Linked DNA regions of Homo sapiens: region 2 is linked to region 1. A link is a loop called in an ENCODE intact Hi-C map of the cell type or tissue named here. Cell type or tissue: B cell. All regions are shown on one strand.

Region 1 (8,000 bases):
TAAGATGTGGATAGTGAGACCAAACCATTTCTAAAGTCCTTTTCCAGATACGAAATCTAACATAATGTTTAGAAATAAACAGAAGTTTATTTGTTTGCAAATTTTAACTGTATAAGCCGAAATCTGTTTCCTTTTTAGTTATGGTATCATATTTTCAAGGATACCAGAAGCCATGTAGAGTAAAGCTAGTTAAACTGCTTCCAGTGATCATGTTTGTGTATGTGCTTTTAGGCATCCTTAACCTTGAGTTTTTATCAGTGTTCCCTCCCAAACACATCCTGGTGGATTATTGGACTGTTAGCATCGTAGAGAGTTGTTGATGTCTGAAAGTTTTGGAGAAACCGTGACTTCTGACTTGACCACATGTTTACAGCAGGGAAAATAACACTGTTACTTAATTACAGCCAGTCTCCATGGTTAGATGTGAAGGGGTGAGAGAGAGTAATTACTGTCTAGCACTTTTCTGTGTAGATTTCCTCTGGGCACTCTTGGATTATGGGAATCCAGATGGGGGAAATGACCTGGCTTTGCTATCTTATTTTCCCCAGAGCAGCATTTAACAATTGCTTAATATGGGAACTATTATGTATGAGCACTTTTAACCCCAGTGGAAGAAAGCAAGGTGTTTATGCCCCTAGGGAGGTGGCAAAACCAGAGAGTAACACAAAATTTCATATCCTGACAAAAGCCTTTGGTGTTACAAGTGCAGAGCTGATTTTGCCTCAGTGTTGCCAAAACATCAGGTACAGCTCAGTTTCACCCCAGATAGGGTTCAAGTGAGTTCTGTTGTGTCTTATCAGAAGAATAAGGCTTGAAGTTTCCTGATAGTATAATTCCTAGCTAGTTCTGGGTATTCCATGTTTGTAAGAAAATTATAATTAACACTTAAAACCGTGCATCAGAATTTAATTTTAATAAATTTTCTTTGATTTCCCTGAACCTTCGCCCCAAATTGGATTCATGATGGGCAATAAAATAGATTTGTACATAGTTGCCAATGATGATTATCTTGTAGAAATCAACTTTTAGTTAGGAATGCACTGCAAAATTATTAGATTATTTCATTAGATCTTTTTATGGGACAATTACAGTAAAATGTAAGTGAATTGTGATATCATTTGTAAATTTAACTTATGACAAACCAGACATTTTACTGTAAACATTAGTTATTAAAGTATCATTTCAGCTAATTGCTTCTTGTAGGGAATAAGTCAGTTTTATAATAGTTACTTGAATACCCGGAATAGGTAAGCAGTTTCTCTGTTCAGGGGCCACAAATCTCAATAGAGTGAAGATTCTGGGATACAGTCCTAAGTGCCATCTTTGTAAAAAAAAAAAAAAAAAATTTAGACCTTTTAGAATAAGTTGGATGAGGCTTAACAAGATACAGTCTATAAAAAGAAATTCTGTTAAGCAAACAAAATGCTTTTTTGTGTGGACAAGGCATTTAATTCGTATTAAAAACATCATTTGCATTTTCCCTTTAAATGAAAAATAAGTTTTTAAAAGCAATCTTTATATATGAATATACTGTGTGAATAACTTTACTTGACAGTATTTGGTTTAGCTATATATTTGCTGGAAGGATCGGCTACTTCTTTAACCCCAAGAAGAGACTCACCACGAGAAATTTCACGATTATCATAATACTATCCCCCAAGATCTTGCTACAGCCATGTTTATCTTACTGCTCACCATGACTTGTGATAAATTCTAGTCAACTCCATTCATTTATTTATCTGTATATCTCAAGTGTTGATGTATGTGACACTTTGATAGATAATGCAGGTAAAAAAGGCAAAAGTTCACATGATTTCCTCCTGCCTAAAGTGTATAGTCTAATTGGCACTTAGTGGATGCTAATTAAGTAATCATACAGACAAATATAAAGTCCTAACACAGTATAGAGGTCTATGTGAGGCTATAATGGGTGGTTTGATCTAAACAGGGAAGGCAAGGAAATATGCCCTAAGAAAGTGATTCTGGAGTTGAGATCTAAGAATGAATTTGATTAAGTGAAGAACTTACCAGGTAGATGTTATAGCACTGGCACATACAAAGGCAAAAAGCCAGATACCACGTAGACACCAGAGCTTCTGGAGCAGCAATAACAGGGAAACTTGCATATAGGATCAGTGGCAGGTTTGCAGGCCACCTACTGCTCATCGGGCTCTAGGTAGTGCTCAGCATTCTTCCAGGGCTGCGCCAGAGTTGTGAAGAGGGTCTCTGGCACTTGAGCTCTGGAGCTTTTAAGCTGCATGACTTGGGAAACTTTATCCCCTGTCCTGGTATGAGATTGGGGCTAGTGCAGCTTGGCAGGACCATGCACAGTGTTGCTTGGTTAGTACCAGGCCCTTCCCTGGCACAGTCCATGGGCTAGGGTCCAAGCCTTGAGGCTGATCTGAAGTGATTGCTTTAAACATGGAGTTGCAGCCAGTTTCCACAGAGCTTTGCAGCATGCCAACTCCTTTTCTTGGAGTCCAGCCCACAAAGGGCTTGATTAGCCCTTCTTCTTAAGCAGGCACAAAAGCCCTTTGGTAGGAGAGAGAATAGTGAGTTAAAAGGGACCACCTCCATTGTGATTGGAGTGATATAGTGGATACTGCACTGGAAGCAAATTAATGTTTTGGTAGTGGAAGAGGTGCCTTGGAATGATGAAGTCCCTGCCTTGGCTGGGTTGATGAAAGATTGAACTTTTAGGAAGTGAAAGGATCCCATGAGTTTTTAACAAAGTTTATTGTATATTCGTCAAAAATAACAGTGACTTTTCATTTGTACTGAACTCTGCATTTTAAAACTCCATGTCTAATAAATTTACAGGAAAAGTATATGATTATATTATGAAAGAAATGGAAAATAAAAAAATCTGGTCTGTCATGTATTATGGGCCCCTTCCAATTGAATACATGACTGGCTGAAATGAAGTACATCTATCAGACTTTCCTAGTGTTCAGATGAGCGAATGGATGAAATTAAAGAAGATATTAATGAATATGTTTCCTGTTTGAAATAAAGAGTGTTTTAATGAGTGAAATAGTTTAAGTGAAAATTTTTTAATATCATTTAAATTCTTAAACTAAGGTTCCATTTAATTATAGAAATGCAGGTAACTTTTACTTTAATGTACCTGTTGAAGTAACCATCATCTCGTGGTAGCCAAAGTTACTTCTAAAATGTATTTGACAAATTTTATTAGTGTGATAATTTGTTTCAAGATATTAGCATGTTTGTTACCTTGAAACACTTTATTCTGATTATATAACACATATGATTAATTTTCCATTGGCTTTAGCATTTCAACTGCTAAGTTGAAATAATTCCTACTGAATTATGAACTTTGTGAATAAAATCAGTAAATGTTCTGGTGAAGAGGCAAATTGGCTATACAGTTACAGGATAACTTTGTAAACCTGCTGAGCTACCATGAATCATTATGTTCTATTTGCTGTACTAACTGCCATTCTTTCAGATTCAACTAAAAGTTCATTTTGTTAACTTTTCAGTGATCCATCTTTTTATACTTCCCTTCTTCGTGGTTTTATGTTTCCAGCCTTTCTGTGATTATTTTTCCTCTCTTTCTGCCTCTCTTCTTGCTTTCTGAAGCCATGTCCCTGAACCTGAGGATTATGGCTGCTCTCCTGATGAATGGTAAGCTCTATGGAACTTTCTGCCTCATTGATCCCTATAAAAGGTTTGCATTTTATTGTTTTGTAAGACACATTTCACTCTCTTTTATATAAATATATATATATAAATAAAATATTGCTGAGCAGTTAGGGTAACAATGCTGTAAAGTAGATATTTCTTGAAATCTATTGAATATTCCTGATTTTTGATGGAGAAACATGTAGTTTATAGATTAGGTTTGCCAGAGTTTTACATTGTTTATCTGTAATAAAGTCTAATGATCAATTCCAGAGTGTGGGCTTTGGACTACCTCAGGTTTCAGCTACAGCTCCTGAAGCCGTCAGGTTTTTCTAGCTCAGTACTGCCACCTTCTGCCGCTACTTATGTACTTTACAGAGCTACCAAAAGAGGCTACTGAAACATACCCAAGCAGTGGAAATTTTCTTCTGTGTTTCTTACGATTATTCTAATAAGTCTGTGTGCAGGCTATGAAGTGAACGTTTTTAAAATCTGCACCAAATGTTAGAAAACTATGCTACCAAGCACTAGAGTTAACTTTAGTATATTTAATTTTGGCATCATTAAAGTTAGCGTTTTATGGGTTTAATTTCACTATTTTATGAGTTTTTTGTTGGTTTTACCTTAAAATTCCTCCCCTTTGTGAATTTATATTTTCATCTTGGATAGTGCAGATTTATTTTGATATTTCTATAATTCATCATGAGTTGGTGGGCAAATGAAATTTCAGGAAATATGTTCCTTTAATGTTGGTAACTTTAGAAAACATTGAGAATTTATAGGTCATTCCATTTTTATTTTCATATTACTCATGTATTTGGTGACGAAGCCACATTTTCAATATACTTTGAAGTCGAATAACATCATTTAAATATTTTTCAACAGGGAATTTATTTCAGTGAAGTGAAGATTTGGTAAAAATTTTCAGTAAATCTCACAACACCTAGGGTTAATGACAGGCAGCTGTTTGGTTCTTGTGACAACTGATGAGACACCACATGCCCATTGCTTGGAGTGTCGTACATTTTGACACTTACACACAAGTAATTTTTAATATTTTTAAATGTACCAAAGCATCTTACTATTAGTGGATAATTCAAGTTTAATATTGTATATATTCCCTCTTATTTAATCCTTTGAGAAGTAGTTAAAATTTCGACTATATCTGCTTTTCTATAACATTAACATAATTCTATTAATTTTAAATATTGTTCATTAGCATAGAAGTGATATATATATCCTCTAAAATAACTCAGTTATTCCTAAGAAGAAATTGCCTTCTCCATATTTTTCTTAATGTTGGAAGGAAATGTTAAAAATTGATGTTTGTTTACTCACGTCATTCAAAATATTCTACTTTCAATAGAGGTTGTTTCATAACTTTTATTGGTGCTGGAAAGAGCGGATGTTATTTTATCTAGTTTAGTAAGTTCTTTTTGTAAAACACCCTTTTGGAAAACTTGATATTCTAAACTAGGTAACTCCAAATAAGAAATTGTCAGCTTTGTCATAAATTGCTTGTACATTTCCACTTATAGTTACATATAAGCTTAGATAGTAATGATTTTTAAAAATAACAATAGGGAAGGCTTTCACTACCGTTACAGTAAAGTGAGTTGTTTGTTAAGAGGGAGTCTCACTCTATCACCCAGGCTGGAATGCAGTGGCACAATCTCAGCTCACTGCAACCTCCACCTCCCAGGTTCAAGTGATTCTCCTGCCTCAGCCTCCCGAGTAGCTGGGACTACAGGCATGCACCACCACACCTGGCTAATGTTTGTATTTTTAGCAGAGATGGGGTTTTACTATGTTGGCCAGGCTAGTCTTAAACTCCTGACCTCAGGTTATCCGCCCGCCTCAGCCTCCCAAAGTGCTGGGATTACAGGTGTCAGCCACCATGCCCAGCCTCAAGCTTTATTTTAAATATATACTTGGATTCTCCATCTATAAAATAAGTAATTACCTATAGGCCTGCAAAAATGAAAGAACAAATGTTTCCTGAGCTGCTACTGTGTCCAAGGTTACGTGGAGTGATCAAAGATGTGGGCTTTGGATACTAAGCAACCAAGTTCAGATTTTCATTCTACTGGTACTGTTGAACAAGTTACTCAACTCTTTGCCTGAATGTCCTCATCTGGAAGAATGTAGATAATAATAGTAGTTGCATCATCAGGAGGTTTTGAAGATTAGATGAGCTCTGTTTGTGTAGTGCTTTGGATAGTGTCTGCACATAGTCAGCCCACACTGAGTGTTAGTTCTGGTGCTCTCACTTAATCCTCATGACATATTTGACATGGCCATTTTAAAGTTGGTGAAATTCAGGCAAAGAAGCAGTTTGCCCCAAATTATAAAAACGAGTAGATGATGTGAGAGTTGAAACCTACATCAGCCTGGTTATAAAACAGTACTGGTTACATTACATCCTATGGACTCTAAGTAACTTTAAAGAATATCTGCTTTTTAGATCACAAGATATCCTTGAAATTTCAGTCATTTTACCTTGATATTTCTCTTTTTCATTTAATATTTTTCAACCTAGAATTTCTTTCAGTAAATTTCTTGTGGTGTTAGGCAAGAGCAGATTAAGCAGGTAAAATTTAACAAGTTTGTGTAAAGTTAGCATGAGGGCATACAACTTTGCACAACTTTGAGCATTTGCCCAACCTCATCCACTTGGTTTCACATTGCCAATGAAACCAAGATCAAAAGTGTGATCCCAGTTGAATCCTGTGCTCCAGGCATCTGACTGCATCTTCATGCTGATCTTCAGGAGTAAAGAGTATAGATGACTCTATAAATCCAAAATCTGAAAGGGCATTCCAATATGGCTGTTCAGCAGCTTCAGTTTCATGTAAAGTTCATTGAATTCCATGTATAAAACCCATGAGCTTATGTGTATTTTACTGCCCGACTTGAACCAGTATTCACAAAAATGCCAAATTAAAAAAACATAATTACCTCTTAGATATATGTAGATTACATATTTACATTTAGTTGAGTTTGAAGGCAAACCTATAATGTATTAAGTCTTTCCACATATTCTGTTAACATTAAAGATAATCAGATGATGGTTGTAGCTCTACTCGCTTAGGTGTATTAATATAAATAGTTTATAGAGATAAAACTATTTCCCAACCAGTAGCTACCTACTGCAGATTAACCTGGTTTTCTCATCATTGCCAAGAACCATCAGCTAGCATATAACCTCACAGATTAATTCCTTTTTATTAAAAATCTACTGCTCTAGATTGATAGTATCAATACTTTGGATTGAAGGGGAAAATCTATTTATTCTTAACATCAATGTAGCCCTAAGATATGCTCATTTTCTAAAACTATATATTTCTATAATTATTTTTTATCATTTTCTGTCTTCTGTTGTGGAAAATTTTAAGCATGAACAAAAGCAGACAGATGTACTGATCCACCTGCTTCAATAATATGCACTTAAGACCAGTTCATTTATGCCTTTCCCCCACTATCATTTTGAAGCAAATCCAAAATAACATATTATTTGTTTTTTCTCAACTGTTTAATATAGTTTCACATTATTCTTGTTGATAATCGTTCAAGTAAATGCTAGTGAGGGTGATTCCCCAGAAGGATCACCTTAAAGTGTTCTGTGCTTAGTCATTTCACTGGGGTTTTTAGTATTATCACACTATCAGTGGATAGTACTACACTGTATTTTCTATCCTCTGGTCTTATTTATTTTCTCATTTCATTCTGGTCTGTAGTTATGTATGAAGTGAGTGGTATTCATTTATTCTGCCGCAAAAGCTAGGCTCACTAAAACATTCTTCCAGGTGTGACTGTATAACAAAGAGATCTGACACATCCAAATTAATGTTAGTCTTCAAAGCAGTCACCTTGGCAGATAGTTTATTTATTCCAGTAAGGCAGCCATTTCACAGAATGTTTTTGAAATTCCTCTTTTGTAATTGCCTTTAGAAAGATGTTGAGTCACATAGTGTATTAGTCCGTTTTCAAGCTACTGATAAAGACATACCCAAGACTGGACAATTTACAAAAGAAAGAGGTTTAATTGAACTTACAGTCCCATGTGGCTGGGGAAGCCTCACAATCATGGCAGAAGGCAAGGAGGAGCAAGTCATGTCTTACGTGGATGGCAGCACGCAAAGAGAGAGCTTGTGCAGGAAAACTCCCCCTTATAATAACCATAAGATCTCGTGAGACTTAATTCACTGTCACGAGAACAGCACAGGAAAGACCTGTCCCCATGATTCAATTACCTCCCACCAGGTCCCTCCTATAACACGTGGGAATTCAAGGTGAGATTTGGGTGGGGACACAGCCAAACCATATCATTCCACCCCGGCCCCTCCCAAATCTTA
Region 2 (8,000 bases), 250 kb before region 1:
GCTTAATAAACTCCCCTTTCTATATGTCTATCTATCCTATTAGTTCTGTTCCTCTAAGAGAACCCTGAGTAATACAGGCCAGGATTTGGTCACATAACAATGCCTAAACTAATCACTGGCGAAATGAATAAGACCACCAAGGTGACCTAGACTCATCCCTCAGCATATGGAAGGGTGGAAAACTCAGACAAATTTAAAGAAGGAGAAAAGTTTGTCAAGAAAATGAAGCAAGGGATGGGGGAAGGAGGCCAGGAGAATGGCTGCTATTGTCAAGCCACAAAATCTGCCACCAAATTATTATTTCTCAGTAATAGCTACCATATCTTAAGCATATACTGTCTCAGAATGATTTACATATAAAACCTGGGGCTTGTTTTATGTGGACTGTAATTCTCATAACAATCCACTCCAGCCTGACTTTCGTCCCCATCACTTCAATGGAAGTGCTCTTATTTTGAGTCACTGTACAAACCTGAAGTCCACTTCTCTAACTTCATATTTACCTCTCAGCAGCAATAAATACAATTAACTCCTCCTTAGACATATCAACATTTTTGTGTGTTTTTCCATTTACTAGCTACCTCCTTTCCAACTCTTCAGCTTACTCTTTCTTTCAATATGCCATCTAAATTTTGGAGTGCTTCAGGGATTATCCTGTACCCTCTCCCGTTCTCTACTCATTCTTTCTCCCTGAGTCATCTCTTCCACTCCCCTGGCTTTAAACATCAGCAAAGCTAATGATTCCCTAATTTCTCTCTCCAGCCCAGAGGCCTGCCATGAGCTCCAGCTTGCATATTCTACTTGACATCCCATTCATAGGCACCTATATGATAGCTCTACTTGGATCCAAAATCCAACTTAAACTTAATATCTCTAAAATGAAACTCTTGGTTTATTTGCACTGTCGGGTTTCTTCCCAAGTCTTCCCCCATTTGATTTATTTGTCTTATCAAACCAAAACCCACAATCTGTCCCAGATTTCTCTCATTCCTAAACCCCTCACATTCACTGCATCAGCAAGTCTTGTCCTTTCTACCTCCAAAATATGCCCCAAATCCAAATATTTACCTTCATCTCCATCATTATTTCACTAGTTCAAACCACCATCATCTCTTATCTAGAATACAGCAATAGCCTCTTAGCTGTTCTTCCTATTACCATGTTTAATATTTATCCACAGCCCATTTTCTACACAGCAAAGTTAGCATTTTAAAATACAAATCAAACCGTGTCATTACACTTCCTTAAAATCTCCAATGATTTCCATTGCATTTAGAGAACATCCAAATCCTTACTATGGCTGAAATGCCTGTCGTGGTCTAGCCCCTGCCTTCCTCTAGGACCAGATTTCTTTCTGTTCTTAAAACACTCTAAACTCCTTCCTATACCAGAGCCTTTGCATTTGCTACTCCCTCTGCTTACAATGCTTTTGCTCTGATCCCTCACAAGGCTAGTGTCATTTTATCATTCAGGTCACCCTCAATGTCACATCCTCAGGGGAGCCTTCCCTAATCACCCTGTCTCCTGGAATGCTGCCATTTTCACCCAAGGCATTCTTGCTACATTATCCCATTGCATATCCTGTATAATACTTGAGACTCTCAGAACTAGTTTATTCAATTATTTATTGTCTGTCTTCCCCAACTAGAAGACAAGTCCCTGAGGGTAGGGATTTTTTTCTATCTCACTCAACATTGCATTTCAATGTTAAAATAATGCCTAGCACAGAGTAGTTAGCTACTCAATAAACATTTCTGGAGTAAATAACTGATAATCTAGAAGATAACTATTTTTATCCCCGAAGTACAGACATTGAAATTGAGAATCAAGATGTTAAAATCATTTTTTCTCCAAGTTCACTCAGCTTGCTGCACTTCGACACTATGGATGGCAAACTCTAAAGCCAGTGTTTATTCCACTACACCCCTGAAAATTTAAATAACTTGTTTAGAACCAACATTAACTTTATTTTCTAACTACACTATATTTTCTAATGTGATCCAAGTTTAAATATGGTTAAATTGGTAGCAACAGTTAATTATACAAGCAAATAAGGGTTAGGACCTGGAAAACTGACGTTACTCAACCTGCTGAGACAAGGATCCCAGACTTGTGACTTCAATCAAATGTTGTCACTAAGTAAATAGAGATTAAATGGAATAGCATGTTAAGGATCAGAGGAGATATGTGAAAATTTACAAAAACACTGTAAAACCACTATGAAATTTAAGACACTTTTAACCAGAAGTCTCAGCTTGAACCCAAATTATAGGAATGTTCTTTTTTTCATAAATCATATTTTGATGTTATAAAGCATATTCTTTATTACCTAATATCTGTAAGGCTTCCTTTTATTTTTTCCAAATCTGAGTGGCTAGTTACAAAAGTCTAGTCCATCACAATACACATTTACTGAGCACATTCTCCTCAGCTGTGGGCTGTGACTGCCCAGGGACCAAAAAGCCTATTGTAATTTATGATCCTTTAAAGTCTTAAAAAGAAATGTCAGTTAAATCCAGTGCAAATCTGACATTCTGAAAGCTTGTTAACAGCTCATCCAGTGCTGCCTCCAAGATCAGAAACCTCTGAGAAAACTAAAATTCATCAGTAGCCCTGACATATCAGAAGGAAGCTAATAATGTTGGGATGTACTGCTGGTCAACAGTCCCCTGGTTTCTCTTAAATCATTCAAAATATGTCACTATCAGTCACTCAGCCAGCCTTGGAGAGCCACATGACAGAACTGGCTCTGCTTGCAGCTGTTGATTCAAACATGGGTTTCATGGATAAGCAAAATGTGTGTTTCAATAATGTGAAGCTCTTGTTCAAAATGAAAAGAAAGCCAGAATTTCATTTGCTGCAATGCTTCACTCACTGCCCCTGGATACCTCCAAACATTTGATGTGGCAGAGCTGAATTTTTTAAACATCCAGTTTTATACACATCCTTCATCTCCTTTCACATGTCATCAGGTTTTAACTTCCACATGAAAATGCTTTCTCCTGGGACATGAAGTTGTCACACCTTTAATTGCCGGTATGCTGGTTTGCAGAGTTGTTTCTGCAGTACTAATAAACTGCCACAGGAGGGGACAAGCCTGCCCGGTTACTTGGGCCCTGTGACTGTTTCTGAGAGCAAAGCACTCTGATCAGATCATTTCCCTCAGTAGTTAAAAAAAAAAAAAAAAAAAAAAAAAAAAAAAAAAAAACTCTAGAAATGTAACTGCAAAGTCGAAGAGCTATGTATGTATACACATATTAATGTATATTTGCATGCAGAAGCCTTTCAGCTAAGACTTAAGAAACCTCACAGGTGCATCTACTCCATAGGCTTCAAATACTCTCATTTTGCCTATTCTTTCTTCTGATCTAGAAACTGGAGTTGCTTCCAGAGAACTCAAAACAAAAGGACGGCCTCACCTCTGGAAGACTATGGCTACCTTTTATACATGAATGGAGTCAGAGATACTCGAAAGTCAGAAGATCGAGTTTGAAAAGACAGTGGTGACCCAAGTACTTCTGTGCTAAAGCATTCAAGCCACGCGATCGTTTGTTCACATTCACTTTGAATCACATTCTTTTTTCTTTTTTCTCTTATTCTTTCTTTTCTTCTTCCTCTTTTTTTTTTTTTTTTTTTTTTTTTTTGGTAAACATTAAAAAGGAAGTGTCAAACACATCTAGATAAACTGTACGGTAGAGCGAGCTCCCATTTCTCCACTCTCTCTTGGGTCCCTGCCTCCCTCTTTATTCACTTTGACATGAGAATCTTTGTTCTTGTAAAAGAGAGCCACTTGAGGTGAAAATGATCATTTGTTTGTGTGTCATCATCCTGAAAACTAAAAAAAGGAACCAAATTATCTAAGAAACACTGTAAGATAAAAAGTCAATACTATGACTTTACCTGTCCAGATAAAACTCTGAACTGCTTTTTTTTTTTTTTGGCTTCTCTTCAGAAGATGGCCAAAGAGTATATCTTATCATAACAGGCCTTGTATCTCAGAAAAGCACCCTTAAGCCACAAACACAACCTTATGCATTTACTTGCACACACGTGGGGGTACACACGCACACACATGGGCATACACGCGTGCACACACACACACGAGGTCCTTCAAGTAAATGATTAAAAAGAAAATTAAGGTCAAGATAGGACAAGTACTGCTTGATACTGTATCAAATATCAGAGAATGCTTGCTTATTAGAAAAGAATCATTGCCAGGATTTGAGAATAAAGCTAGCATTATAAACAAAAAGCCCAGAGTAAGGTAAGCCAATGGCATTTTCTTCTATGCCAATTACTAACCAATCTCGGAGACTCTGCGAACAGCCTCTGGAAGGCTGTAATAAGTATTCGTAGCTGCTCTGGCAAGCAGGGCCTAGAGCCCAGAACAGGAAACACATTTGCTCAGTGTCTAATCCAGCTCAAAAAGTAAGCACCCTGAGTAATTCTTTCCACTCAAAGGACAGGCTATCTTTTCTGAGCCCAGACCTGCTCGCTGTTAGTGTAGAAGATTCCTTTAGAAAAATGTAAATGAACAAACAAACAAATTGAGTAAAAAATAAAAGATGAGAGAAAACCAGTCATCACTTTAGGACAGGGTCAAGTATAGGGAAGCATGGAGTATTTCACTGTGAGAGGTAACCTTCATTCAAATTAAGCTGGTCTTAAAACTTTAAGGTAATAGGCAAGAGTTAATGGGTTTTAATAATTCTTTGGTAGGTTAATTGACAGGATTCCTTTTCTCTGCTTCTTTTAAGAGCTTAGGCTCTGGAATAAGTTGGCTTAACCTGGATTCAGGAATGAGTTCCATTACAGTCTAAGCTCTGCCACTTAAACAAGTTACTCTAACCCTGTTTTCTCATTTCTCCAGTATGTATACTAACAGGATTTATTTCATAAGTTTTGGGGGAGAAGATTAAATGAGATAAAACATGTAAGAAGCCTGACATATCATAAACCCTCAATAAATGTTAGCTATCATGATCAATATTATCATTTTCTCTGTTATAATAAAGAAAGTATATTTCCCCTAGCAAATTACTAGCCAAAAGTGTCATACCTACCAGAGAACTTTGGTGAATCTGTTATTCTCTTTCCCCTATTTTGAACTTCTCTTACTATTTACTGGATCATTTCCTAGCAAAATTGAATCATGTTTCTTACTATCATGTTTTTACAAAGCACCCCCCCGAAACCCCCTGCCAATGCCACCTCTCCTTTTAGTTAATTGCTTCCTTCCTCCTCACTTGGTTGGAAAAAACTCTTGAAATAATAGTCTACACACATGGTTTTCCAACTTTCATTCTCATTCCAGCCCACCCCATTATGATTTCAGCCCCTTCTATTCCATTAAATATCTCTACCCACCAGCTAAGTTTTACAGTTACCTCCCTTTTTGCCAATTCCAATGGACACTTTTCAATCCTCATATAACTAGAACTTTGAGTCATATTCAATTTAGTTTACTCTCTTCTTCTTGAAAAGCATGCTGGGGTGTTTTTCCCTTTTCATGACATTTTCTGCTGGTTTTGGAAATAATAGATTTTTCTATATTCAATTCCCAAAGCTCTTCTGTTCTCATTTACATTCTCTCTATCAGTGATCACATCCAAACCCCATGGCTCTTCATATTTCCAGCCAAGATCTCTTAGTACAATAAGCAACCATCTCCTTGATATCTCTCCTTGAAGTCTTCGAGGCATCTAGATTAACTGTGTTTAAAACAAACTCTTAATATTTCTACACATGCCCCAAATAGTCTCCTCAAGTCATTGCATTCCTATAATCACATATCCACCTACTTCCTTGATCAAATAAATGTCATTCATGACACCTTCCATTTCCTTATCTTTCCACATCTAATCTGCTGTTTGTATCTGTGAATTGTCCCCTTAATATAGTGGCTCTCAATCGAGGGCAATTTTACTATGCAAGAGATATTTAGCAATGTCTAGAGACATTCTAAGTTTTCACAAATTGATGGAGGGCATTGGGGGTTGGGCTGGGGAATGCTACCGGCAGAAGAAGGGGTCAGGCATGTTGTTACACATTCTACAATGAACAGAACAAACCCCGCAACAAATAATTATCTGGTCCAAAATTTCAAGAGGGCTGATATGGTTTGGTTGTGTCCCCACACAAATCTTATCTTGGATTGCAGCTCTCATAATTTCCATGTGTTGTGGGAGGCACCCAGTGGAAAATAATTAAATCATGGGGGTGGTTTCCCCCATACTTTTCCCATGGTAGTGTCTCATGTCATCGGATAGTTTTGTAAGGGGAAACTCCTTTCACTTGGTTCTCATTCTGTCTTTTGCCTGCTGCGATGTAAGATGTGTCTTTTGCCTTCTGCCATGATTGTAACGCCTCCCTAGCCATGTGGAACTGAGTCCATTAAACCTCTTTTTCTTTGTAAACTATCCAGTCTCTGTAATGGACTGTGGAATATGTCTAGTGGAATATGTCTTTATTAGCAACATGAAAACGAACTAATACAAGGGCCAAGGTTGAAAGACTCTGCCCTAACATATATTGTGAATTTGTCAAGTTTTCTCGGTCTCCATTGTCAGTACTCTGACCCTCTCTGGCTTTATTCTGTCACACATGACCCTCTCTGGCTTTATTCTGTCAGTGGTGTCCTAAGTGGGCTCTCACCTCCTTCACTCTTGCCTCCTACCTTCTCATCCTCTTCTCTGCACAACAGCCGGAGTAATCGTTGTAAGGTGTCAATGTGATCCCATTGTAACCCTGCCACCAGCATGACACCCTTTGGTGGTTTCTCTACTGCACCTAGAATAATAGCCCAGCTTCTAATCATTCCTAAGCCCTTGTCCTCCTCTCGAACCTTGCCTCTCACATCACTCTGTCACCACTCGGTCTTCCTGAAGCAAACGGTCCTTTTTTCTCTTCCTCAACACACCAGCCCCTTTGCTTCCTCAGGATCTTGCCCTAGAATTCTCTTCCTCCCACTCTGTCTAATCCCTACTCAACTTTCGTACACTGTAGAAACATCACTTCACATTCAGCCTCTCCTCTACAGCTCCATGATTCTCCCCAGTGGCATTCTTTCCTTTCAATTTATGGCTCTTGGACAATTTCTAATTATATTTTTGTATAAATATTCATTGTTTAGTACCTGTCTCCCCAAATATACTATAAGTGCTTTGAGGTCAAGGAGCAGAGAAATGAGAAGAACTCTAGCAGTTCTGGAAATGTGGCACATGTGATCTGAGCAATTCAAAAAAGAATGGAGGGATTAAAGCAATCTTCACTTATTTCCTTCATAGCTTTGTCTATCTCATATTATTGTGAGTTCACTGGCTTCCCTATACTCCAGCATGGGAGAGGAGCACACATTCCTGTGCCCACTGAAAGTGGAGGTTCACAAGGGGTATACCCAGCTTCATCCACATTTCCCATCTCTATTCTAAGTCACCTCTGCTTCACTCTCCTATCACAGTGATGGACATCTTTAGAGTATTATTGCTGGTACAAGCACACAAAAACTTTTGTCACTTTCTGTTTGAAATACTTTGTCATGAAATATTAAATTTTATACTTTTCAGAAAGCACATTGTATGTGAACCTTTGTGGAGATAGTGAAGAAGAATTCTTACGACCTTGAGGAGTCAGAATTTTTATAATAGAAAATCAAAAAGAGAACAATCAATTTTCAGGGTATTCTTTTTAAGTTCACAGAATAAACTCTTGAAGTCCTCATCAGAAGCAATCACTTTGAAAGTCAAAGTCATTGATTTGCAGAGTGTTATTTTGTTGAGAACAAAAAAAAAATACATATCTTGAGCTGTAAAAGGGAAGATTCTAGTGGAAGTAGTAACTAGTGGATAGTTTATTCCATAACAAAGCATGGAATAGAGCAGGAATTCAAATTATCCAAGCCCTGGGGAGACTGAAAGTGTTCTTCCAGACCAAGAAAGGACAGCAAGGTGGAATAGTACAGGGTGTGAGCCTGGTAGAGGCCAGTGGGTTCTGAGACCTGA

The links. A loop is a pair of places that touch in the nucleus more often than their neighbours do. Peaks named below come from ENCODE experiments on the same cell type or tissue, not always from the same donor. Only the 100,000 strongest peaks of a DNase experiment are listed, where the experiment ranks them.
Region 2: a loop joins it to region 1, with 21 times the contacts of the local background. A loop is called at or near these places in 15 of 110 quality-filtered maps.

What each region holds. Positions count from the first base shown.
Region 1 is chr4:42,564,809-42,572,808 of GRCh38, reverse strand. It overlaps ATP8A1 (ATPase phospholipid transporting 8A1), which reads left to right. Exons shown (of 37, transcript NM_006095.2): 15 at 3,604-3,648. Among named protein-coding and RNA genes, the nearest start is that of ATP8A1, 88 kb to the left of the region's middle. In B cell, CTCF peaks have their summits at 3,811 and 4,013 (motif pointing left); a DNase peak (open chromatin) is centred at 3,988; H3K27ac peaks cover 1,408 bases.
Region 2 is chr4:42,812,765-42,820,764 of GRCh38, reverse strand. No RefSeq gene overlaps it. Among named protein-coding and RNA genes, the nearest start is that of GRXCR1, 76 kb to the left of the region's middle. In B cell, a CTCF peak has its summit at 3,106; DNase peaks (open chromatin) are centred at 3,094 and 3,534; H3K4me3 peaks cover 527 bases; H3K27me3 peaks cover 314 bases.